Linked DNA regions of Homo sapiens: regions 1, 2, 3, 4, 6 and 7 are each linked to region 5. A link is a contact called in ENCODE Hi-C or POLR2A ChIA-PET data. All regions are on one chromosome and are shown on one strand. The core of a region is the stretch at or near the end of the contact, and the rest is flanking DNA. Distances in the headings are between cores, read along the strand shown.

Region 1 (3,060 bases), core at 333-2,832, 1.4 Mb after region 5:
GCCAAAGTTAAAACTGAGCTGCAGCTTCCCAGTTATGAGTGAACTGGGGGAAAAGGGAAAAAAATCAAAGTCTACTTTTTCCCCCCAAATAACTCAGCTATCAAATTCCATAATAGTTTTTTTGTGCTTCTTTTTTTGTCTAAGATCTGTTGGTAGTTTTTTTTTTTTTTATCATTAACTCTAGAATCATCCTTCAGGAATGACAAATCATTCCACACTTGAACAACTGGTTTTCACATAACAGCCTAAGAAAAGAGCACCTGGAGGAAACAGCGTGACAAGAAGACTGACAGTGAGGTCAGTGGCAAAAGAGTAATGCAAAGGTGTAATGTGGCTACAACGAGAACGTGAGCTGTGGGTGTTTTGCCAGAACATGGAGTGCGCTGAAAGGAATGACACCAACACAGGGGCAGTAAAGATGGGCACAGTTTGACCTCAGGAGACAAAAATTTTCCCTTGACATTACTTTTCATGTTTTTGCTCTGCCCCTCCTCTCTGCAAGGTATCAAACTCCAAAGGGCAACTGAGCCTCCCAAAGCTGAACAGGCATTGAAGGTTATTATGATTTAACGCTTCATGTTTATAGAACATTTGGTTTACTCGATCGTTTTATGAGTAACATCAAAGTAACTACTCATTTGTTTTCTAACATGGTCTAGAGGGGGACGCAGCTGAGGAGGCAGAATGCTGGGACTTAATTTGCAGCTCGGCCGGCCGTTGCTTCTGAGAACTTAAGGAAAATGCTTTTTTCTGTGCCAAACTTTTCCCACCTGCAAAACTGAGATAACGATTCCTGCCTTGGATGAGACATTAAGAATTAATAACACAATCGACTTGTCAACAAAAGCCACTACTTAGTTAAGTTCAGTGTTTTAACAATTCTGTTTATCGTTGATCTATGACTGCAAATAAAAAGTTTTGCAGGCAAATTTCGCACTTGGAAATGAAGACCAACCCAAATTCCAAAAAGCTAGCTGTTCGTCCCCCCCTAGGGTAAGTGTCCCCTTGCGTTTTTTAGGGTGCCTTTCTTTACCCTTCTTAAAGGTTACAGGGCGTGAACGGCAATCAGGCTCGATTCTCCACCCTCTGCACTCAGACGTGTTAAAACGCTGCTACAGGGACCCAAGCATTTAAATGTTCTGACTCAGGCGTCTTTTAAATTCTTAGAGCTGTCTTTACACGCTGCACTGAACGTTAAATTGATTTTACAGGTTATTTTCACAAGATATGACCCTTACAGGGCCCGAGATGAATCAAAATGCAGAACGGGCTCTCCGGCGCCTACTTCCCTTCTGTCTGGGCGGCCAAGGATTCCCAAGAGCGACGACGGTCTCCGGCCACTGGCCGGAATGACTCTCCCAGAGCTCCTCTTCCCCGAAGCTCCGCCCGCCGACCCTCTAAAGCAAACCTGCACACCCTGGGGCAGCTGAAGCTCTCAAGGCGGTGCCGAGAACCTCGGCTGGGGCGGGCTGGCCAGCAGCGTCTACACCCCAGAACCCGCCCGCGCCGGGGCTCCGGAACCTCTCGTTCGGGCCGGGCGCAGGGGCTGGGGGAAGCGAGGCCCGGAAAGACCAAGCTGAAAGGCCCGGGAAGGGGAAGGAGCCGAAAGTGCACTAGAGGCCGCGACGAAGGAGGTGGAGGCGGGGCCACACTCGAGGCGGGAACGGCAGGCCCCGCCCCTCGACGGGTGCGCGCTGGGTTCCCAACGCCCTGGGTTCGCATGCTCGGGTGGTGGAACCCGGACTGGGAAACAGGATGGTCTCGGAAAGGCTTTTTTGCCCCTTCTCATTAGTGCCTCCCCAGTGAAGGGCAGATGCTGAGAAAATGGTGGTAATTGCTAACATTTATTGAGGGCCTACGATGAGTCAGGCACTACGCCAAGCATTTTGCTTGCCTTGCCTCGTTTTTTTTTTGAGACGGAGTCTCGCTCTGTCGCCCAGGCTGGGGTGCAGTGGCGCAATATCGGCTCGCTGCAAGCTCCGCCTCCCGGGTTCAAGCAATTCTCTGCCTCAGCCTCACGAGTAGCTGGGATTACAGGTGCCCGCCACCACGCCCGGCTAATTGTTGTATTTTTAGTAGAGACGGGGTTTCACCGTGTTAGCCAGGATGATCTGGATCTCCTGACCTCGTGATCCACCCGCCTCGGCCTCCCAAAGTGCTGGGATTACAGGCGTGAGCTACCGCCCTCGGCCAGGCCTCGTTTAGTTCTTAAAGCGTCCTGTGAGAAAGTCACCATTATACTCATTTTACAGAGGGGGAGAACTGAGGCACAAAGGGTTAAGTTCGAGGTCGCCATTTGGGGGGTCTAAACCTGTCCCAATAGCTCTCGGAAGGAACCTTCCCAGACCTGCCACCCAAGCCGCGTCCTGCGAGTCTCCTCACTAAGGCCTGGCTCTGAGGCGCTGCCGCCCAGCCCAGCCCAGCCCAGCCCAGCCCATGCCGGGCACCATACAGTGCTTCCTCAGGGTCACCTTCCTCTCGAATTCCCACCACAGACTCCCTATTAGCGCGCATTCCTCATTCGCCTGTTTTGTTTGTTTGTTTGTTTGTTTTCTTGGGGGTACGGAGTTTCGCACTTGTTGCCCAGGCTGGAGCGCAGTGGCACGATCTCGGCTCACCGCAACCTCCACCTCCCAGGTTCAAGCGATTCTCCTGCCCTAGCCTCCTGAGTAGCTGGGATTACCCGCACGAGCCACCACGCCTGGCTAATTTTTATATTTTTAGTAGAGACAGAGTTTCACAATATTGGCCAGGATGGTCTCGCACTCCTGACCTCAAGCAATCTGCCCGGCCAAATATCTTTCACCTGTCTTAATCTTTTTTTTTTTTTTTTTCCAGACGGAGTCTTGCTCTGTTGCCAGGCTGGAGTGCAGTGGCGCGATCTCTGCAACCTTCACCTCCCGGGTTCAAGCGATTCTCCTGCCTCAGCCTCCTGAGTAGCTGGGACTACAGGCGGGCGCCACCACGCCCAGGTAATTTTTTTTGTATTTTTAGTAGAGACGGGGTTTCACCACGTTGGCCAGGATGGTCTCAGTCTCCTGACCTCGTGATCCGCCCGCC
Region 2 (3,372 bases), core at 873-3,372, 1.8 Mb after region 5:
CCCGCCACAGCCTCCCAAAGAGCTGGGATAACAGGTGTGAGCCACCACGCCCAGCCAGCCCTGCACACTTCTAATTAGTCCAATGACTTAGGCAAGTTTCTTCATTTCATTAAGCCTTTTTCTTTTTCCCTAAAAAAGGTTATGGTTTTGGAAATACTTTCCCCGTGGGGTTGTTGTGAGAGTCCAGTGAAATAATAAGGAGTGGTGCTTATTACAAAATCAAACGCTCAACAAAAATAGGATTCAAAGCCATTTTTAAAAATCACATTTCCTTTTGTTGGCTTGATTAAATTGGGTACCAATAAGATTAACAAATCTTGATTAGGTTAAGATTAGTATAAAAGACCTTTCTTCCAGGGTATTCAATCATTTAGAGCTTGTCTTCGGTGCTCAACTTTAGTTATCCCAGATCACTGAAGCTGAGATGGCTGATGAAGTAATTTGCAGTGAAATTTTAAGCGACTGTGACTCTGCTGCAAGTTCCCCAGATCTTGAGGTAAGGAATTGTGAGAAAAAGTGGGGGTGAGGGGAATAGTGGGGTATAATGAGTCACTTGATTTTTTGGTTTGCTAATGAGGATCTTCTCTTGTCCAAATCCCTCGGCCAACCATGTTTGTTTAACTTTTTGGTTGGGCTATATGTATCTTTCGAACTGTAGGTTAGTGTGCCCACAAAAATTTCTCTTGCAAACGTACACTGCCATTCCTTTCTTTTTAATAAATGTGTAGGACTGCTACCAAAATATGGCAGTCCTGCCTTCCAGGGCTAGGTCTCATTGGTACTTGGGGTGCAGGGGTGTAGTGGGAACCTGCCAGGAGAAATTCCTCTGGGATCTTGGGGGCTTGAGGGCTTAAATGAAGGGTGGCACCCAAATCCCCAATCAATGCCTGTTCAATCAACAAACATCTAACAGGACATTATGTGGTAGGCATATTGCCAGGCCGTGGAGATGCGAATATAAATAGGAACCGGCCCCTCATCTGCAGGCGCTCACAACCTAGTTAGGAAACAGTAAAACAATTAAGCGCGCCGTGGAGATAGGCCCACTTGTCCTGGGAAATGAGGGGAAGCTGGGGTTTGCAGTGGTTTGATTGAAGGGGGACTACATGTTAGAGGCACAGACTGGGTGCAGGTACACCCAAAGGAACGAGAAGAGTGGAAGGAAACAACATCCACAAAGTAACCACATGCTGGCGTATCGAAGGCCGTGATTTACGGTTTTGAGACTTTACCTCGCCAGCAAAGGGGGGCCAGTCTGTTAGCGGTGCAGATTGGAGGGGTGACATTGGAAGCTGTCCAGGAAAAAGAAAATGGAACTGGGGAGCAGAAGGCCTACGCAAGAGGGCGGGACAGACAGGACTTGTGACTAGTAGCTCTGGACTGAGGAATCCTCCCTGCTTTCTGGTGCGGGAGAGCTAGTGGATGATGGTGCCAATAACCTGGATGGGGAAAGTAAGCTCCCTCCTGGAATGCTTCATTCACAACCTCCATTTTCAGCAACATCCCATCTACTGGTGCTTCCTGGTCGAGATACAAGTTTCCTGAAACTGCTGCTCTGTTTTGGGCCTCACCCGGCCAACAGCTCACTAGCTGGCAAGCAGTAGTATCAAGATGGCGGCCCCCTAGGACTGGCTAGTCATGTGACCTCGGGTTTCCCAAGTTTGAAGCCCGGCAGTCCTTTCGGGGGCAAGGTTCACCTGTCACGAAACGAGTGTCACCCCTTCGACTCTCGCAAGCCAATCGGCATCTGAGACTGGGCCACTGCGGTGAGGCGATCGGAAGATTGGTCCTTTCCAGTCGCCTAGCTAGGGCCAATCACGGAGCGTCCCATACTTCGCGGGCCCGCCCGTAGGCCGGGGAGAAGCAGGAATATCGTCACAGCGTGGCGGTATTATTACCTAAGGACTCGATAGGAGGTGGGACGCGTGTTGATTGACAGGCAGATTTCCCCTACCGGGATTTGAGAATTTGGCGCAGTGCCCCGCCTTAGAGGTGGGGCCTTATTTGATTGCCAAGTAATATTCCCCAATGGAGTACTAGCTCATGGTGACGGGCAGGCAGCTTGACTAATGAGTCCTCGGCGTGGCCGGCGCAGCTCTCCAATCGCCGGGCGGCGGGCCCCAGTCTGAGCGGCGATGGCGGCGGCGGCGGCGGCGGCAGCAGCAGCGGGGGCTGCGGGCGGTCGGGGCTCCGGGCCGGGGCGGCGGCGCCATCTTGTGCCCGGGGCCGGTGGGGAGGCCGGGGAGGGGGCCCCGGGGGGCGCAGGGGACTACGGGAACGGCCTGGAGTCTGAGGAACTGGAGCCTGAGGAGCTGCTGCTGGAGCCCGAGCCGGAGCCCGAGCCCGAAGAGGAGCCGCCCCGGCCCCGCGCCCCCCCGGGAGCTCCGGGCCCTGGGCCTGGTTCGGGAGCCCCCGGCAGCCAAGAGGAGGAGGAGGAGCCGGGACTGGTCGAGGGTGACCCGGGGGACGGCGCCATTGAGGACCCGGTGAGGGAAGGAGGGCGAGCGAGCAGGCCGGCGGCTGGCCGGCCGGGTCACTGGAGGCCCAGAGCTCGGGCGAGCGGGTGGCAGGCGGGGGGTGGGGTTGGGCGGGGAATAACGTGGCTGGGGCCGGGTCGGGCCGGGGATGGGTCAGCGATCACTACAAGGGGCCCGACTGGCTTGATTCGGGCGTCACGGTTGCCTAGTGTTGTTCTAGAGAGGGTAGCTTTTCTTTTATCACGACCCTCGCATGGGGCGAGGGAAATGGCCGAGCATGGCTGAGGCCGCGCTCTGGCCGAGAGCAGGGCACAGCCCCTGCGTTGGTTCCTCTTAAGCTGTCCTCCATACCCTCCCCACTTATATTAGGAGCTGGAAGCTATCAAAGCTCGAGTCAGGGAGATGGAGGAAGAAGCTGAGAAGCTAAAGGAGCTACAGAACGAGGTAGAGAAGCAGATGAATATGAGTCCACCTCCAGGCAATGGTGAGTAACTGGCGGTTGCACGCGGAGCCCGGGTTCTCGGGTTGGAAGGGTTGTGGGGAGGATGGGGAATGTGGGGTTAGATACTCGGCACCCTGGAGCTGCTTGTCTGAGCTATTATGACTGTGCCGCGGTCATAGTCCGTTGTGTGTTCCTCTGACCTTTGTGAGGCAGAACGTATATTTTGGTGGTGGTAGCCTTGTGCCTCCCTTTGTGCCTGTTATAATTGTGTTGCTCTTTGTTCTTAGTCTACGTCTATCTTTCTTTGTAGAGGTTGCGTGCTCGCATTTGACCTTCAAATCTAATAGTTTTTCCTCCAATTGGAGACGCTTTAGGATTCTAAGAGAAAGCAAGCTGCAAGGGGTTTCCCCTTTAATCTAGAAATGTGGAGTCTCAGCCCACTTAATTTTGCTC
Region 3 (3,336 bases), core at 102-2,601, 1.6 Mb after region 5:
GTATAAGCAACGGTCTGCCAACTCAACCCTGGAGCCAACCCAGACCTAATCTGCACTACCTGCCACGTATCCTGTTGAACTCTAATTAAAACCAAGACATCCTCATCTTCCCTTCTTTAAACCAAACCTATACACTTGAATCGAGCTACACCTACCTCATGACAATCCCACCTTAATCTACTCAAACCGATTCAAAATCCCCAATATATATCAACCTGCCTCGCCTCTCTCACCAATATTCACCAAACTCTTAACCACCCAAATTGCCACTAGATGCCACTAAATTAGAGACCTCTCTCTCATCAAGTCCCTTCAAATAAAGGTCTCTCTTCATCTCACCTCCTCATCTAATCGAGCAGACATTTTACCCTACCCCAGTCCTATTCGTGCAGATACCGATACCAACCCCATCCACCCCTTCGCGCAACTATACCCCTAACTCCGACCCAGCCCAACTCGCCCCCCTCAGGCCAGCAACGCCGTAGGTTGTAGTGGGATTTAACTCCTTCTGCAGCGCATGCGCCGAAACCACAGATACAAACAAGGAGGGGGTGGGGGAAGGAGGAAGGAGCTTAAGACACTCCTGGAGAGTAGTGCACACCCTCCCATTTGGGCTCGCGCTGCTGCCGTTAAGGCGGGAACCGGCGCGATCTCCATTCCAGCGCGAACCTCATCAACCACCGTGCGCGCGGATCCAGAGGCTCGCGCTGGCGGCCTGAGCGAGCTCGCGCCGAGCCCGGATACTGCGCCTGCGCCGCGGCAGAGGCTCGTCTCTACCGGGTCCGCTCTCCTCCGACACCCCAGCAACGCCGACTCCTCACCCCTTTGAGCCGCTTGACCAGGGCACTCTTCTGCCCGCTCTTGGCTAGGCCTCGCTGCTCCAGTGCGGCCTTCAGGTCGGTCACCCGCAGCGCCTGAAGAGGCTTCCCGTCCAGAGTCACCTCCTCCAGCTCCGCCATCTTGCGTGAGGTACTCGGGTCCGTCCCGACGGCTTCGGGCATCTTCGGTAATTTCCGCCAACGCCCTTCGAACGTACCGAGATGACCCCGCCCACTGCCATACTCTACCCCTCGATTACCACTCAGAACTCCCCGGGTTCCTCCGGATGTCCTCGGATGTTTCCGTCTCCACATCGTTACCAATCAATTCTTTCCATCCGCCCTGCAGCGCCCCTTTTCTCGCCCTGCTTTCAGGCTCGGTTTTCTTCGTCTTGCCGAAGCTTTGAATCGAATATATTCGGAAACCCTCGACCCTGGTATAACCATAATCGGAGATGTTCGTTTATTTCCGGACCTAGAGATGAGGCGCTGGGGCGCTTGGGTGTTTGGGGCGGGTCCGAGGCCGGAAGTGCGTGGGCTGCCGGGCTGGCCCAGCTTAGGGTTTTCAGGAAATTTGGAAGCTGCCGCAGTAGTTGGAGTCTAAGGACTCGTGACAATCTTCGGGTGCCCTTCGAGAGAAAAGGGGAGGTAAGCGGGGTAGAAGTACCTCTATGGGCCGGGTCAGACTCGGTGTTTGCGGATTACCTTAATAGGGCAAGCCCCCCACTCCTTAACGCAAACAGCTTCTGCCCTCTGTCCTCTGAATCATAGCCACTCCCATCTTAGGCTTTTTTTGGGGAGGGGCGGGGGGCTGGTGCGGAATCGGAATAACAAGCTCCGTGGGGGTGCGCAAGAAGCATCGCCGTGTCTTCGGACCCAGACTATGAACTGATCTATGACGCTGAACTTGAGTTTGAGTTTGCCTTGGAAGCCATGTGGCAAGATTCTGGGAAAGTTCTTCCTTGCTCCGCAGAAGAGAGTAAGTTCCCTTGGAGGAACTGCTTCCTGTAGGGCAAGAACTGGAAAATGCAAGCGCCCTGAACTTTTTTGGTACTTGAACTAATATTAATTGTTTAGGGGCTTCTTTCTTTGTCACTACCAATCCTCCAACTTGATGCAGAAGAAACACAAACAGTAAAATAGGTCACAGACAAATAGTTTAGAGATTTAAGAGATACGTTAGAGATTTAAGAGACTGAAAACTATTAAAGTCAAATTGGCTGATCTTTCCGTTGCATTCATGATGCAAAATCAGTGGCAAGGTGCCGGGCGCGGTGGCTTACGCCTATAATCCCAGCACTTTGGGAGGCCGAGGCGGGCGGATCACTTGAGGTCAGGAGTTGGAGACCAGTCTGGCCAATATGGTGAAACCCCGTCTCTACTAAAAATACAAACAAATTAGCCGGGCGTGGTGGCGTACGCCTATAGTCCCAGCTACTCGGGAGGCTGAGGCAGGAGAATCGCTTGAACCCAGGAAGCAGTGGTTGAGATCACGCCATTGCACTACAGCCTGGGTGACAGAGCAAGACTCCGTCTCAAAAAAAAAAAAAAAAAAAAAAAAAATTGCAAGGCACCAATAGATACCATACTAAAAAAAAAAAAAAATTTTTTTTTTGTCACTCCACTCTGGGTCCCTCCACTCTGACGCAGGCTGGAGTGCAGTGGCGCGATCAGGGCTCACTGCAGCCTCAACCTCCCGGGCTCAGGTGATGCTCCTACCTCAGTCTCCTACGTAGCTAGGACTACAGGTAGGCACCTCTACGCTCAACTAATTTTTTTATTTTTTGTAGGGATGAGGTTTTGCCATGTTGCCCAGGCTGGTCTCGAACACCTGGGCTCAAGCGATCCTCTTGCCTCGGCCTCTCAAAGTGCTGAGATTACTTTGGAAGTGCAAGAACCACCGCGTCTGGCCCATACTAAATATTAAGGACAATTGTTTAAAGACATGGATTGTCATAAAATAGTATAACACTTGTTAGATCTCTAAGCCAACAAACCAACTGGACTCTTTTTTAAGAACGTCTCAAACACCCGGGCTTCTGGTTCTTTCATGCGTTACCTTATTTTGAGCAAGGTCCTTACTCTGCTTTTTAACTTTTCCTGGTGCTTTACAGGAAATGTAAGGAGGTAACGGATGTTATGGAGTTGTTGGCATATTTCAGAGGCTTATATGCACATTGAAGGCTCTTTCATCATAAATAATGTTTTTTCTTTCTTCCCCCACTGTTGATAGCTGCAAAACAATTAGCATCAGCCTTGACCAGCTGCACGTACTAGATTTTAAAATGTGTGCATTTTCATTTTGGAGAAGATGTAATGGACCAACATTAATCATTGTTTTTTTCTTTACCCAACCTGGCACATAGAAGTAAGAGGAAGAGAATGAACAAGAAATATATTGGTTATTTTTAGGTTCTTTATAAGAAAGATGGAGGAAGACAGTGGGTGGGGAAGAATGGGTTTGAAAAAGGCAGGCAAATAGGAAATGAAGTTATTTTTGGTGATTTTTCTAAGGTAG
Region 4 (3,129 bases), core at 504-3,003, 1.5 Mb after region 5:
GGAGGCTGCAGTGAGCTGAGATCATGCCACTGCACTCCAGCCTGAGCGACAGAATGAGACACAGTCTAAAAAAACAGGAAAAAAAAAAAGAGAGAAGGAAGGGCTAAGGACCTAATTACACTTCTTCAGCATTGACACCAAGCCCTTTAATTCATCTGTCCATCCAACCCCTCCTCACTGTAGTGTCAGCCCAAGGATCATGTGGTTGCAGCTTAACTCACCAGGGCCTCTCTTATCCCAGCCACAGATCATGGTGCCCATGGACAGCCCCATGCCTTTGTACTGATACACCATGTTGGCAAGCAGTTTGGAGGCAGCTGCTACAGAGATGCGTTCCTTATTTCGAAGCTCATAGATTCGACATTGCCGAGCCAACAGCCGTTCCCAGAAGCTGCAATCCGCTGCGCCCCCAGCCATGGTGCCTAGCAGGTATGGGTTGATCTCTATCACCTTCTTCACCGTCTGGGAGGCAATGTAAGCACCCGCTGTAGCCCTGGAGTCAGCTGCAACTATGACTCCATGGCGGAACTGTTAAGATCAGAGGAAAACACAAAACAGGCCACATAAGACCACAAAAACACTCCTACATACTTCTTTTTGCATCAATCCAAACCCAGCACATCTCTTTCTCCGTCCTTTTATACTTCACAGTATACTTCTATACTTCACCATATATTAATGTCACCCGAGCTTCACATCAATCCCTTGACATGGATATAACCCATATTAAATTCATTTTATAGGATGGGCGTGGTGGCTCACTCCTGTAACCCAGGCATTTTGGGAGACCAAGGCGGGAGGACCGCTTGAGGCCAGGTGCTGGAGACCAGCCTGGGCAACACAGGGAGATCCATCTCTACAAAAAGTAAAAAAACTTAGCCTGTCGTGGTGGTGTGTGCCTATAGTGTCAGCTACTCTGGAGGCTGAGGCGCTGGAGCCACTGCACTCCAGCCTGAGCGACAGCGAAAAGCCCTGTTTCAAAAAAAAAAAAAAAACAAATCATTTTATAGATGAGGAAACAGGTTCAATGAAATCAAATGATTTCTCAATCTAGAGCTAGTTATTGCAGAGCTGGGCAAGGAACCCCAAATGTCTGATTCTTAGTACAATGCTTACCCTCACCACGCTTCCCCTTCATGCCAGTTTCAGTTACCCCTGCCTTGAGGGGCCGCCCAGTTTCCAAAACTTTGGTAAACGTTTACAATAGCCTTCCCTCGGCCAAGATTCATTGTTGTTGCGGCCTTTCCCAGCTAGAAGATCCTGAACAGCAGCAACCTGGGGTCGCCTAGGAATCAACCCAAGAGGCCTCACCTTCCTCCCCCGACTTACCCCCGGCCCCACCGCCACCCTTTCCAACCAGAGCAAAGACAGGGGCCTCCTGGGCCAATGAGACAGCAAAACTGCTGCGGTCCGAACGAGAGGACCCAGCCTCCGCCTGGGTTGGTGGCCAAGGCCACCGCAAACTCCGGTCAGGCTGGGAGGCCAGGCAAGTCGCGGGCGTTCAGTACTCAGCCTGGCAAGGGGGCTGGCTCCACACCTTGAAGGCCAGGGTGGTTGTTCCATGAAGCATTTCGATTCCTGGCTCTTCTGGGACACCCCAGCCTGGCGCGGCCAGGCTCAGACCATCACTGAGACTCCCTGGACCTAGATCCAGCAGATCTGCACGACCCCCAAGTCCGAAAAACCCGCGCTGGTTCACCGGTAGCGGTCTCTCCAACACGCTGGCAAGCGCCATGTCTAGTGTGGGCAGAAAGAACTAATTCTGAGAACGCCTAGCAAAGATAGGCCGGGCAACGCCTCGCCGTCACAGCTTCACTTCCTATTAAATCTATTCCGGAATGGAGCCATTTTGACTGCTGGCAAGCACGCCTCCAAAAAGAAGAGCCAGATGCGAAAGACCATTTTCACTGAAGGGGGTCGGGGAAATAGATGGCTTCACTAACCTTAAATTCTAAAAGGACGTACCTGCCATCTTGGCTTTGGTCATGCAAGTAGTCCTGGATCAGAATAACCTCAAAATCACAGGAAGTGACTGAAAACGTCCATGTTGCGTAAGGGAAGTGAGGTCGGCCATCTTTGAGAAGGGCGTGACTGGTTGAAAATCGGTTCTGAACCCTTAGCGGTGAGTCCTCCCACTCCAGCCTGGTGTCCAAGCAACAGGTTACATCGCTGCTGCTTCAGCACCTTGTTAACGCGCCTGAGGTTGCCATCTTGTTTAAGGGCACCTTCTAAAATTGGGTAAAATAATGATCCATTCTGAGGCCATTTCCCTATATTAGTTAAACCACAGCAATTAGTGGTAAAACAACGCAACAAAATAAAAGTGCTATACCTCTTGTTGTCAGTCGCCATACAGCAACCCTTCTTTAACAGTAACCGGTTATTAATATCCAATATTCGTTCTCTTGACTCCTACCTTCTGGTGGAAATTCGAATAAGTAATGAATTGCCTAAAAGGCAGATGGAAGAAGAAAAAGCAAAGGGTCCAGTTAATCCACAAACTAGATTCTCAGTTCAGACCTGAATAAGTGTCAGTAGTAATTTACCATCTCAGAGACGGGAGGACGGTTGAGACTGCATAAATATGTACCAAGAGATTCTCTAACTTCAACTTGCTAAGATGATGCCTTTTATTCAGGAACATACTATATTTCATTGCCTCTTCCTCCCTCCACCCACCTTCATTTTTCAAATCTTTTGGGAACTATAACAAACCGGGAAGTGTGCATATGTATGAAATGTTGCCTCCTGCTTTATGGTTCTATGAAGTCAGTCTCTGGCCTTCCTTGTTGGATTCTAGCAGCAACATCTATCAACACCGAAATTCCACTTTCCTCTGATGCCCAGTTCGGCCCCATCTTTCCCCCAGCAGACTCTGCATATGCTGTATTGTTTTTGTTTGTTTGTTTGTTTGTTTTTTGAGACCAAGTCTTGCTGTGTCCCCCAGGCTGGAACACAGTGGCACGATCTCTGCTCACTGCAACCTCTGCTTCCCAGGTTCAAGCGATTCTCCTGCCTCAGCCTCCCGAGTAGCTGGGATTACAGGCGCCTGCCTCCACAACAGGCTAATTTGTGTGTGTGTGTGTGTGTGTGTGTGTGTGTGTGTGTGTGTGTGTGTTTAGTAGAGAC
Region 5 (3,070 bases), core at 240-2,739:
AATTCTCCCTCTTAGGTAATTCAGGAACTACTCTGAGACTTGACTACTAATTATTGCCTGACCATATGACTTGCACTTCTTACTCCACTATCCTCCCCTCTTACCTCTTTAATTATCTAGGTCCTATATAGCCATAAAGGCCAAATTCAAGTGCCAATTCCACTATGATGGTTTTGATGGCTTCACTACCTACACCAGCTCTTGTTACTTCTCTTCATTGTACAGACTGTAGATTCATTCATTTGGTTTCGTACATATATCTTATCATATTCCTCACTTTTTGTAAGCGTCTCCCCTTGAATCCTATGCTTTTTAAACTTCTTGAGGACAGGGGCAATTTCTTCCTTATTTTTGTCTAATTAGACCCATGAACACTGTAGATACTCAAGAAAGGTAATTAATTAGGTGGGAGGATCCTGCCAGTGCATCTTCTATTTCTAGGGGCCAGAATACGAGCACATGAACCTAACATGATCTAGACAAGATTTAGAGATGCAGTTGAAGATACTGACAAATATTGGAACAATCTACCACAAAGGTGATACTGAGTCACTATTTTTGCAGAGCTTTGTTACTAGTTTGCCTTAAATAATTCAGAGTTTGTCCTGAGGGTAGGGAGTGGATAACAGTGAATTTAATCTTTTAAATTTCCTTCAAGTTTTATGATCGTGACACGGGGGCAACAGGAGAAGAGAAAAAGTTTGGAAACCAAACACAAATGTTTTCAGATTCCTGCTAGGTATGTAAATGGCTAAGTCAATGCCGGTAGGGGTACTCATTCAGAAACACCCAGTGCCACTCTGTACGGGCCACTAAATTGGGCACTGCGGATATAAAGGTTCATTCCTCGCTTACTGTACCCACAGCTGCCAAGAAATGACCACTACAAAACAGTCGTTATAACTGAGGGAACAAAGCGCCAAAGCAGCAACAAAAAGGGGTTCTTGCTGCTTCGCGGGATAGGGGGCTGAGCAGCCTCACAAAGGCGACGTCCTCGCAGTCTGAAGAGGAGTGGGCAAGGCGGACGAGGGTGGGGCTCAAGCGTCCGTCCGGTAAAAGTGAGCTGGAAGAACCGAGGCCCAGCGTGAGGAGGAACCGCGAACTACTTGCAGAAGGGCGAACGTCTGCTGCTGAAGGTGGAGAGGGAGTACCAATGTACGAGGCTTTATAGAAATGGCCGTTTGGTAAAGGGCAGTGACTCTGGAGCTTTTTCTCTAGGGATCCCGCCCGTCCTCCCCGGTTGAGCCTCGGCCCCAACAGCCCAGTGCCTCACCCAAGTGCCCCGAGTCCTGCTTCCGCCTCCGCTGCAGCCTCTCCCGCAGAGAGTCCAGCTGCTTCTTGTGGGCCTGGATAGAGCTCCACGTGTCCGACATCCTAGTCTCCCAGCCCTGACACCTCTCGAATAAGGCGCGGCGGACTAGCACCTCCCAGCACTCGCTCCAGGATATAGCCAATTCTCACGCGGACACCCCGAAGGCTAACCGGAAAATGACCCCTGGAGCTGAGCAAGACAGAAAAGTCATTTCCGGTGTCGCGCTTTCTTGGAAGCTATAAAGAGCCACGTTAGGTGTTGGCAGAGCGGCCGGTATAGTCCTCATACCCGCTCTCTCATGCTTCCGGACACAGTGAGGCTGTGGTTGCCATGTTGGTGACTGGCAGAGCGGCCATGTTGCTTATAGACGCGCATGCGGCCATGTTGAATATTCGGAGAGGAGTCCTGAGAGTTGACTTGTGTTAAAGTAGCACTCGTAGAGAGCAACACCATATAGTACAGTTTTGGGGGTTTTTTTCTTTTTTTTTTTTTTGAGACGGAGTTTCACTCTGTCGCCCTGGCTGGAGTGCAATGGCGCGATCTCGGCTCACAGCAACCTCCACCTCCCGGGTTCAAGTGATTATCCTGCCGCAGCCTCCCGAGTAGCTGGTATTACAGGCGCCCGCCACCACGCCCGGCAGATTTTTTGTATTTTTAGTAGAGACGGGGTTTCACTGTGTTGGCCAGGCCAGTCTCGAACTCCTCACCTCGTGATCCGCCCTCCTTGGCCTCCCAAAGTGCTAGGATTACAGGCGTGAGCCACCACACCCGGCCATAGTACAGATTTTTAAGATGAAGGATCACTAGTTCCTTTTGACAGTTTGGTACTAACATACCTTTTCCACTGAAGGTGGTGTTGGTTTGTTTCCATGCGTTCATTTACAAAAAAATAAAAAACACAACGGTGGTCCCCAATCTGAGGTGAGGAGGGGGCGGTGGTGGGTGCGGGCATGCTTCTTTGTGTTGACGAGGCGTGGGGAAGTGGGGAGGGCTGATGAAGGAAAAATCCGAGAGGTCTTCAAATACGTGATCTCTCTCTTAGGCTAAATTTACAAAGTACGTGTAATCTATTAAAATCGGGTTCCGACACTAAGAGGGCTTTGAGGTCCTGGTTGCGTTGTGTTTTTTGTTATGAGAGCTACCTGCATGAGTGTGTTCAGTTTGTGAAATGTAATTGAGCTGAACATTTTGGTGTGCACTTTTCTGTATGTGTAGTAAACTTAAATACAAGGTTGGTGGTGGTGGTTTTTCCTACAATCCTTTCTTTCTTTCTTTTTTTGACACATTTTCTTTTTTTTTTTTTTTTGAGATGGAGTCTCACTCACTCTGTCACCCAGGCTGGAGTGCAATGGCGTGGTCTCAGCTCACTGCAACCTCCGCCTCCTGGGTTCAAGCGATTCTCCTGCCTCAGCCTCCCGAATAGCTGGGATTACAGGCGCGTGCCACCACACCTGGCTAATTTTTTTTATTTTTAGTAGAGACAGGGTTTCACTATGTTGGCCAGGCTGGTCTCGAACTCCTGACCTCGTGATCTGCCCCTACGATCTGCCCCCCTGCCTCAGCCTCCCAAAGTGCTGGGATTACAGGCGTGAGCCACCGAGCCTGGCCTGACACAGAGTTTCATTCTTACTGCCCAGGCTGGTGTGCAGTGGTGTGATCTCAGCTCACTGCAACCTCCACCTCCTGGATTCTAGCTGCCTCAGCCTACCTAGTAGCAGGTATTACAGGGACCTGCCACCATGCCCAGTTAATTTTGTA
Region 6 (3,423 bases), core at 819-3,318, 1.1 Mb before region 5:
CAGTTTCATCAACTCCTCCAAAAAGCCTGTGCTGACACCAAGCCCCAGTCTGATTTAGGTGGCCTTCTCCTTGTTTTCACAACACCCATATGTCCCCTATCATAGAGCACATCACCTGTTTGTCTTTCTTCCCAATAGACCATTAAGTTCCTGAGGAGAGAGACCCTTTTAGCCTTGTTCCCACAATTGCTGGTCAGCGGGATTCAGAGGCTTTTGAGAATCTGGTAAAAGCTATGGAGCTTTTTCACAGAAAAAAAAAAAGTATATACTGTTTTGTGCTCAATTTTCAGAGTGTCTATGAAGCCCATTTATGGACCTCCCAGGATCTCCATAAACTGAAAATTAGAAACCTCTGCCTAACAGAATGCTTGAATTATACCATCAGGAACCTATTTTCTGGCTGGGTGTGGTGGCTCACACCTGTAATCCTAGCATTTTGGGAGGCTGAGGTGGGAGAATCACTTGAGGTCAGGAGTTCAAGACCAGCCTGGGCAACATAGTGAGACCTCTATTTAAAAAAAAAAAGGAATGTATTTTCTTACTTATTTGGACAAAGGCTAATCTCTCATTCATATGTAAATATTTTGGGAATAATATTGTTAAGTCAACCACCTAAACTTAGTGTGAAAAAGCTTAGGGACAAAAGTACAGAACACTTCCAAGAAGACCTGAATGACTAACAATCCAGGGCCAAAAAGGACAACAATATCTCACTGGACGTCAGTGTGACAAACACGTAAAAAATGATGGCTTCTGTGCCCAATACACTTTGCTCATGTCGTTGCCCTATATAAGCCCCCAAGGAAAGGAGTGGGGAAACTCAGAATTGACTCAGATTTTTTTTAAAAGAGATCTCAAGCCAAAAATAAACAGAAAAATAAGGACAGTTTATTTGAGCAACATAGTGAGACTGTCCTATCCTTAAAAGGACAGTCTCACTATTTTGCTCATTTTATTGTTTTGCACCCTGGAGTTTTTGAAAGGAGATTCGGCTGAACCACAAATGGAAAGTTAAAGTTCCGTCCCCACTTCCATCTCTAGTTCCCTTCTCTGGAAGTAAACATTGCTCACAGTTTTATACTAACAGTTTCACAGTTTCTATGCATATGCAAATACATGCCTTCACCATCACCACTGCTTTTGCTTTTGCTTTACACAAACAGGATCATAAGTTAGATGCTATTCTGCACTTAGTATATCTCAGAGACCTTGCCCTGTTAACACATTAATACCCACCTCACTCTTTCCTTTTTTTTTTTTTTTTTTTTTTGAGGCGGAGTCTGGCTCTGTTGTTCAGCTCACTGCAATCTCTGCCTGCCGAGTTCAAGCGATTCTCCTGCCTTAGCCTTCCGAGTAACTGGGATTACAGGCGCCCACCACCATGCCCGGCTAATTTTTTTGTATTTTCAGTAGAGAGGGTTTTCACCATGTTGGTCAGGCTGGTCTCAAACTCCTGACCTCAGGTGATCCCCAACCTCCGCCTCCCAAAGTGCTGGGATTACAGGCGTGAACCACCGCGCCCGGCCTCCACCTCACTCTTCAAGTGGCTGTATGGTAGTCTAGCACATTTAAGCACAGTCTGGGTTTCTATTATCACAAACGGTTCTCATACTACCATTTGTTGGTGACAGCCACTGTCCCCTTTCGATGGGCACACAGGGCAAGGAAGTAAGAGGGGATGATTCTTACGTGGTCTCTCTTCCTGTCCCTCCCTCTCCTTCAGCCTTCTCCTCCTCCTTTCTCACCTCCCCTTTCACGCAGTATACACTCCCTCCCCTTCCCGGAGCCGCCGGGAGGAGCAGGGTGGATGCACCCCTAGCTGAGTCTCGGGTGGTTCCTAACCGGCCCCGCCAGGCACTTCCCACCCAGCTCTCAGCCTCAGAGCCCAGCGCCCTAGACCCAGGGCCAGGGCAAGTTCTGCCTGCGCTCGGACCCTACCTTAGACTGGGGCTGGAAACCCTGGGTGCCTGACCTGGGGCGTCCGATTCCCGCAGCAGGAAGCAGAAACTTCGCTCTGGATTCTGCCGGTGGGAAGGGTGGCAGCCGGGGGAGGAGCCGGATGCGGATCTGAGAAGAGACGGTGCGGGCGGAGACTCTCGGGCCCGGGCGGGGCGCAGCAGCTGCTGGAAGGGCAGCGAGCCGAGGGCCGGGCAAGACGACATGCCAGGGCTGCGACGCGAATGCCCAGGACCCCTGCCGCCTTTTCTGGGGCCCGAGTTTAGTTTGTTATTGTTTCTATTTTTTTTCCCTTTCTGGTCCTATTTTCTCCTGTCCCTAGGGCTTCCCCCTCTACCAAATTCGTCTCCTCTGGCTAATTTTCGTCTTTTTTTCTCCCATTAACTCTTCAAACACCGTTTCCTGGAAAAGATTTTAGCATGCTCGCTGCCTAGCTGTACACCTCTCCTTCCTAATATCAAAGACGGTCAGACTCAATTCATCCTAAAGTTCCTTTGAGGAACTCCTTAAAAGGAGACGGAAAGCGGAAAGCAACCGCCTGTAACCAAGTGTAGACATCAGTCAATCAAAGTTCGCTGAACTGAGAGCAAGTGCCTCCCCTCCTGTTGATCAGAAGAGAGATCCGTGGATCACACAGAATCTATCTGGAGCCATCCTGAATGATTAATGCTGAACCCTTTCCAGGAAGATGGAACCAGGCTTAGGAAAGAGACAAGTGACCCTTAGGTTAATAATCCTAGCTTCATAAAGAGAGGACCAAACATAGTAGCAGGAGAAATATGCTTTCTGCCTTTATATAAAGCAGATTAGCTGTCTTCTGGAAAATATCATTGCTTTCCTTAGAGAGGTACCCTTGAGTCTCAGGTAACAGCTGAGCTTCCGCTCAGAATTGAGGGCATTCTGTCCTCTATTAACTGAGCCAGTACCCCTTTCCTTCCTTAGAAACCTCTATTGCCACCAGTCCCAACACTCCCTGCAATGGTCTTTATGTTTGTGTCTCCCCAAAATTTATATATTGAAACCCTAATCCCAATGCGATGGTATTTAGGGTGGGATCTCTGGGAGGTCATTAGGTCATGGAGTTTAGAATACTCATAAATGGGATTGGTGGCCTCATAAGGAGAGACGGAAGAGCTAGCTAGCTCTTTTTCCACGATATGAGGATACAAGAAAACAGCCATCTGCAATCCCAAGGAAGACCCTCATCTTCAGAGGCAGACCATGCTGGCAATCTGATCTTGGACTTCCATTCTCTAGAACTGTGAGAAATAATATTTGTTGTTTAAGCCACCCGGTCTACGGTAATTTGTTATAGCAACCTGAACTAAAACATTTCCTTTTTATAACAAATATTTTAAAGCTCTTTTTATTTTTCTGAAACATAATTCGTAAAGAATGTAACTTACCCCCACGCACAATTTTAAACCAAAATTTAAAGACAAAAAGTAGAGACAGGGTTTTGCTATG
Region 7 (3,380 bases), core at 805-3,304, 1.8 Mb after region 5:
TCAGAGGTGACAAGGGAATCCCGTCATAATGCCAAGGACCAAGGAGCAGTGGCCAGGTTCCTGGGATTAAGCAAGGCAATTATGGCTGAGTTAAAGCTAGGATGGGTAGGACAGGGGGATCTGAGGTGGAAAAGGCCGGTAAGAAGAGGGAATGCGCCAGCAATGTAAATGCCTTCGACTGGGTGGGCTACTTCACATCATACCTCCTCCATCTCCAAAAGGTTCTTAACCTTCTTCAACCGCCTAGGCCTGATGGACCTCCTCCCTTTCTCCCAGAGCCCACTCACTGAAGGGAAGGCCACCATCATCCCCATTCTTTTCCTTTTTTTATAATCCCTCCGGTGCCGTTTCGGGTCTCCTTCCTCCTATATTCTGAGTTCCTTCCACTCACATCCAACCAGCTTTTAACACCCGGATCTCCCGGAGCTTCTTTGGTTCCGCTCACTCCCCCCGCCCCCACGCCCCCACGCCCCCACGCCCCTGATTTCCCCACCCTTTTCGCCCTCCCCGGCTTGACTCCCTTGGACCGCTCCCGCCAATCCTGGTCTCTCCTACTCCTCCCCGCCACATCGGGTCGCCCCGCCCCCGGGTGCCTTTGGTGTTTTCCGCCGTCGGCCGCAGGCGCCTCGTCTCAGATAAAGTGGATCCAGCCCTGCGGCTCCGGAGCTCCGCCACTGCCCGGGTGCTCGGGCCCACGTAGAGCATAGTCACGGCCGCCGTTGTTGTCCCAGAACTCGTGACCTGTCACACGGTAGCGCAAGGCGAAGAGCAGGGCGCCCCCAATCGGCGGCGCGGGCAGGCGGAAGGCGAAGCGGTCGGCGCGCGGCGGGGGCGGGGCCGGACCGGCGTAGGCGGCTGGCGCCTCGCGTTGGCTCCGCCAGCCGTCGGCGCTCCAGCGCACGCTCACGCGCTTCTCGTAGGCCAGGTCCACCACGCGCGCGCTCCCGGCCACGCCCAGCGGGCCCGCCTCGGCGCGTTCCAGGCAGATGCGCTGCGTCAGCAAGCGGGCGGCGAAGCCGGGCTCGCTGGCCGGCTCCAGGGCGGCGCGCGCCTCCTGGGGGAAAGAAGAAGCGGGAGGAGGGAGCCCAGGGCGGAGAGAGGGGAGAGACAGGGGGCGGTGTCAGAGCAAGGCACTGGACCAATCAGAGGCCGACCCCGGCGTCCAGGCCGGCAGAGTGCGGCCCAGCTGCCAGGGTGGCCTAGAGCCACTCGCAGATGGGGTCCCCAAAAGGGATGGGCAGGCGCAAGCCCAGGGATGGGATGGAGATGGGTGCTCTTTGGCAAATCCACTCCCACAAGCCCGCTGCGGCCGACTGGAGGAGGTCCCCAGGAGGGGAGGTGCCCCCGCCGCCTACCTGGAGGCCGCGGGCGCGGGGCTGGCAGGGCGCGAAGTGGCGGAGGGCGTCCCTCTGCAATTGGATCTGCACGTGGCGGGGCACCCGGGGCAGCTCACCGGGACGGAAGCGGCGCACGACAGCCAGCTCCAACCCCAGTGCGTCGGCGAAACGCACTCTCTTGCGGGTGTCTGGGCTACGGCTGCGGGGCGCCCGGGCCCCGCCGCCTCCGGCTGGTGCAGATCGGGCCCGGCGGCCCCGACTCGGTGCGTGAGCGCGGGATCGGGCCCCGAACCGCGTCCCGCCCTCGCCTGGCTCCTCCTCCGGCTCCTCCTCGAGGCTGGGCCGCTGGCTACGGTAGTAGGCGCGCTCCGTTAGCGCGGCGATGAAGCTCAGGTTGCGGGGAATGTCGGTGCCCGGGGGCCGCTCACGGGACATGGCAGCCCCTTCCCCGGCGGGGCCAGCTCGCAGCGCCACCGCGCTCCCCTCTCTTCCTCTCTCCCGCCCGCCCCGCGTCAGCGCAGAAGTCGCTGGGTCCGCTTCTGCAGCCCCTCGCTGCTGTGTATTCTCCTTGCAGACACCTCCAGGATCCTCCACCTCCCGTTGCTTTGCCTCTCCTCTGTGACCACCCTTCCCTCCCTCTGGCCGTCAGCTTCCAGGGTCTTAGACTATCACATCCTGCCTCCTGCTAGCGGTCTGCTCTGAGCGTGCGCTCAACTGCACTCACCCTCCGGTTCCAAGGCCCTCACGGCCCGGGCGCCCCCGCCCACAGCCCTCTGACAGGTGGCTCCGCTTGTCTTCGCTGCTGCACCAGGGGGCGGGGACTCCACCTTTGCGGTCCCGAGTGAAGCTACTCAACCTTTTAAAAAAAACATCCACGGACGGGACGCGATGGCTCACGCCTCAAATCCCAGCACTTTGGGAGGCCGAGGTGGGAGGATCGCTTGAAGCCTGGAGTTCAAGACCAGCCTGGGCGTCATAGTGAGACCCCTGATCTCTACAATAATAATAATAATAAAATGTAAAAAGTCCTCAACTTTTCCGGCACAGCACAGGAAAGGTTAACGCCGGGAAGAAAAAATAACCTTTCATTTTCTTGCAGGGGAAGGTTCAAAACGCCCAGCATGTGACTTTATCTTTGGGGTTCACTGTTTTCTTTTCTGAAACCTAGGCTCCTGGTTTGGGCAGGGGGTGGTGGTGCGTGCAAAGAAGGAAAGGTCATGAAAGCTAGGTAGAGTCTTTCAAATAGAAGGTGAGAATATGGCACCCGAACTGAGAACTGCAGGAAGACCTAGCTTCTAGTGACCTTGAGCAAGCAAGGCATAACTTCTCTGGAGTCAGTGTTCTCGTGTGTGTGTGTGTGTGTGTGTGTGTGTGAGTGTGAGATGGAGTCTCGCTCTGTCGCCCAGGCTGGAGTGCAGTGGCGTGATCTCGGCTCACTGCAACTTCTGCCTCCCCGGTTCAAGCGGTTTTCCTGCCTCAGCCTCCTGAGTAGCTGGGATTACAGGCGTCCACCACCACGCCCGGCTAATTTTTGTATTTTTAGTAGACACGGGGTTTCACCATCTTGGCCAGGCTGGTCTTGAACTCCTGATCTCAGGTGATCTGCCCGCCTCGGCCTCCCAAAGTGCTGGGATTACAGGTGTGAGCCACCCCTGAACTCAGAGCCATACTCTGAACTCAGTGTTCTTATCTGTAAAAAAGTGGTGGAGTTCTGATTTCTAATCCAAGTGTAAGCCCTTTGAGGGCAGGGGCTTTGTCTGATTCATGGTGAGTTTTAGTATATGGTAGGCACTCAAATTATTGAATGAACAAGCACCCAACAACTCTCTTGGAGTTGGGACTGTGGAATTATAGGTCCAGTGGGAGCTTCCAAGAAGGGCAGAGCTGGCTTTTTCCCCTTTCATTTTTTTTTTTTAACATTAGTGAAAAAAAAAAGTGAAGTTGTTTTTAGTTTTTTTCTAACTTTCCTACTGATCTAATATAGCACTTACAATGTGCTAGGTACTGTTGTAAGGGTTTTACAAATACTAACCCATGTAATAC

The links. Hi-C counts contacts between places; a loop is a spot of excess contacts on that map. ChIA-PET counts read pairs that join two places held with the same protein, here RNA polymerase II (POLR2A). Pooled maps may share reads with other maps.
Region 1: a loop to region 5 is called in a pooled map, with 5 times the contacts of the local background. The contact joins the promoter of HAUS4 here to the promoter of METTL3 in region 5. A Hi-C loop is called at or near these places in 1 of 50 pooled maps. POLR2A ChIA-PET finds 5 or more read pairs at or near these places in 2 of 52 experiments (PC-9 and activated T-cell).
Region 2: a pooled map shows a loop between it and region 5 (12-fold over the local background). The contact joins the promoter of PABPN1 here to the promoter of METTL3 in region 5. A Hi-C loop is called at or near these places in 7 of 50 pooled maps. POLR2A ChIA-PET finds 5 or more read pairs at or near these places in 3 of 52 experiments (OCI-LY7, activated B cell and activated T-cell).
Region 3: a loop to region 5 is called in a pooled map, with 20 times the contacts of the local background. The contact joins the promoter of C14orf119 here to the promoter of METTL3 in region 5. A Hi-C loop is called at or near these places in 1 of 37 single-sample maps with no recorded cell type and 7 of 50 pooled maps. POLR2A ChIA-PET finds 5 or more read pairs at or near these places in 1 of 52 experiments (HEK293T).
Region 4: a loop to region 5 is called in a pooled map, with 15 times the contacts of the local background. The contact joins the promoter of PSMB5 here to the promoter of METTL3 in region 5. A Hi-C loop is called at or near these places in 1 of 37 single-sample maps with no recorded cell type and 7 of 50 pooled maps. POLR2A ChIA-PET finds 5 or more read pairs at or near these places in 1 of 52 experiments (H1).
Region 6: a pooled map shows a loop between it and region 5 (4-fold over the local background). The contact joins the promoter of TEP1 here to the promoter of METTL3 in region 5. A Hi-C loop is called at or near these places in 1 of 37 single-sample maps with no recorded cell type and 4 of 50 pooled maps. POLR2A ChIA-PET finds 5 or more read pairs at or near these places in 1 of 52 experiments (activated CD4-positive, alpha-beta T cell).
Region 7: a pooled map shows a loop between it and region 5 (10-fold over the local background). The contact joins the promoter of PPP1R3E here to the promoter of METTL3 in region 5. A Hi-C loop is called at or near these places in 1 of 37 single-sample maps with no recorded cell type and 10 of 50 pooled maps. POLR2A ChIA-PET finds 5 or more read pairs at or near these places in 2 of 52 experiments (HEK293T and activated T-cell).

What each region holds. Positions count from the first base shown.
Region 1 is chr14:22,955,508-22,958,567 of GRCh38, forward strand. It overlaps HAUS4 (HAUS augmin like complex subunit 4), which reads right to left and starts at 1,583. Exons shown (of 10, transcript NM_001166269.2): 1 at 1,409-1,583. It overlaps MIR4707 (microRNA 4707), which reads right to left and starts at 1,522; the gene lies at 1,443-1,522. RefSeq lists enhancers at 1,275-1,404, 1,787-2,366, 2,367-2,945 and a silencer at 2,745-3,060.
Region 2 is chr14:23,319,335-23,322,706 of GRCh38, forward strand. PABPN1 (poly(A) binding protein nuclear 1) reads left to right here and starts at 2,123. Exons shown (of 7, transcript NM_004643.4): 1 at 2,123-2,486; 2 at 2,847-2,961. The coding sequence starts at 2,136. It overlaps BCL2L2-PABPN1 (BCL2L2-PABPN1 readthrough), which reads left to right. Exons shown (of 8, transcript NM_001387346.1): 4 at 2,847-2,961. RefSeq lists enhancers at 1,214-1,864, 1,553-1,622, 1,876-2,687, 2,688-3,372 and silencers at 2,023-2,452, 2,513-2,582.
Region 3 is chr14:23,094,154-23,097,489 of GRCh38, forward strand. C14orf119 (chromosome 14 open reading frame 119) reads left to right here and starts at 1,352. Exons shown (of 2, transcript NM_017924.4): 1 at 1,352-1,466. ACIN1 (apoptotic chromatin condensation inducer 1) reads right to left here and starts at 983. Exons shown (of 19, transcript NM_001386863.1): 1 at 822-983. The coding sequence starts at 959. RefSeq lists enhancers at 724-1,033, 739-1,262, 1,074-1,153, 1,174-1,383, 1,263-1,786.
Region 4 is chr14:23,033,147-23,036,275 of GRCh38, forward strand. It overlaps PSMB5 (proteasome 20S subunit beta 5), which reads right to left and starts at 1,754. Exons shown (of 3, transcript NM_002797.5): 1 at 1,538-1,754; 2 at 222-528. The coding sequence starts at 1,735. RefSeq lists enhancers at 1,480-2,679, 1,480-2,149, 1,934-2,228.
Region 5 is chr14:21,509,851-21,512,920 of GRCh38, forward strand. It overlaps METTL3 (methyltransferase 3, N6-adenosine-methyltransferase complex catalytic subunit), which reads right to left and starts at 1,490. Exons shown (of 11, transcript NM_019852.5): 1 at 1,274-1,490. The coding sequence starts at 1,373. RefSeq lists an enhancer at 1,533-1,772.
Region 6 is chr14:20,411,433-20,414,855 of GRCh38, forward strand. It overlaps TEP1 (telomerase associated protein 1), which reads right to left and starts at 2,069. Exons shown (of 55, transcript NM_007110.5): 1 at 1,973-2,069. RefSeq lists enhancers at 907-1,823, 933-1,102, 1,653-1,722, 2,223-2,272.
Region 7 is chr14:23,300,805-23,304,184 of GRCh38, forward strand. PPP1R3E (protein phosphatase 1 regulatory subunit 3E) reads right to left here and starts at 2,055. Exons shown (of 5, transcript NM_001276318.2): 1 at 1,356-2,055; 2 at 494-1,054; 3 at 1-60. The coding sequence starts at 1,772. The coding sequence ends at 632. RefSeq lists an enhancer at 502-691 and silencers at 752-1,181, 1,192-1,251, 1,332-1,841.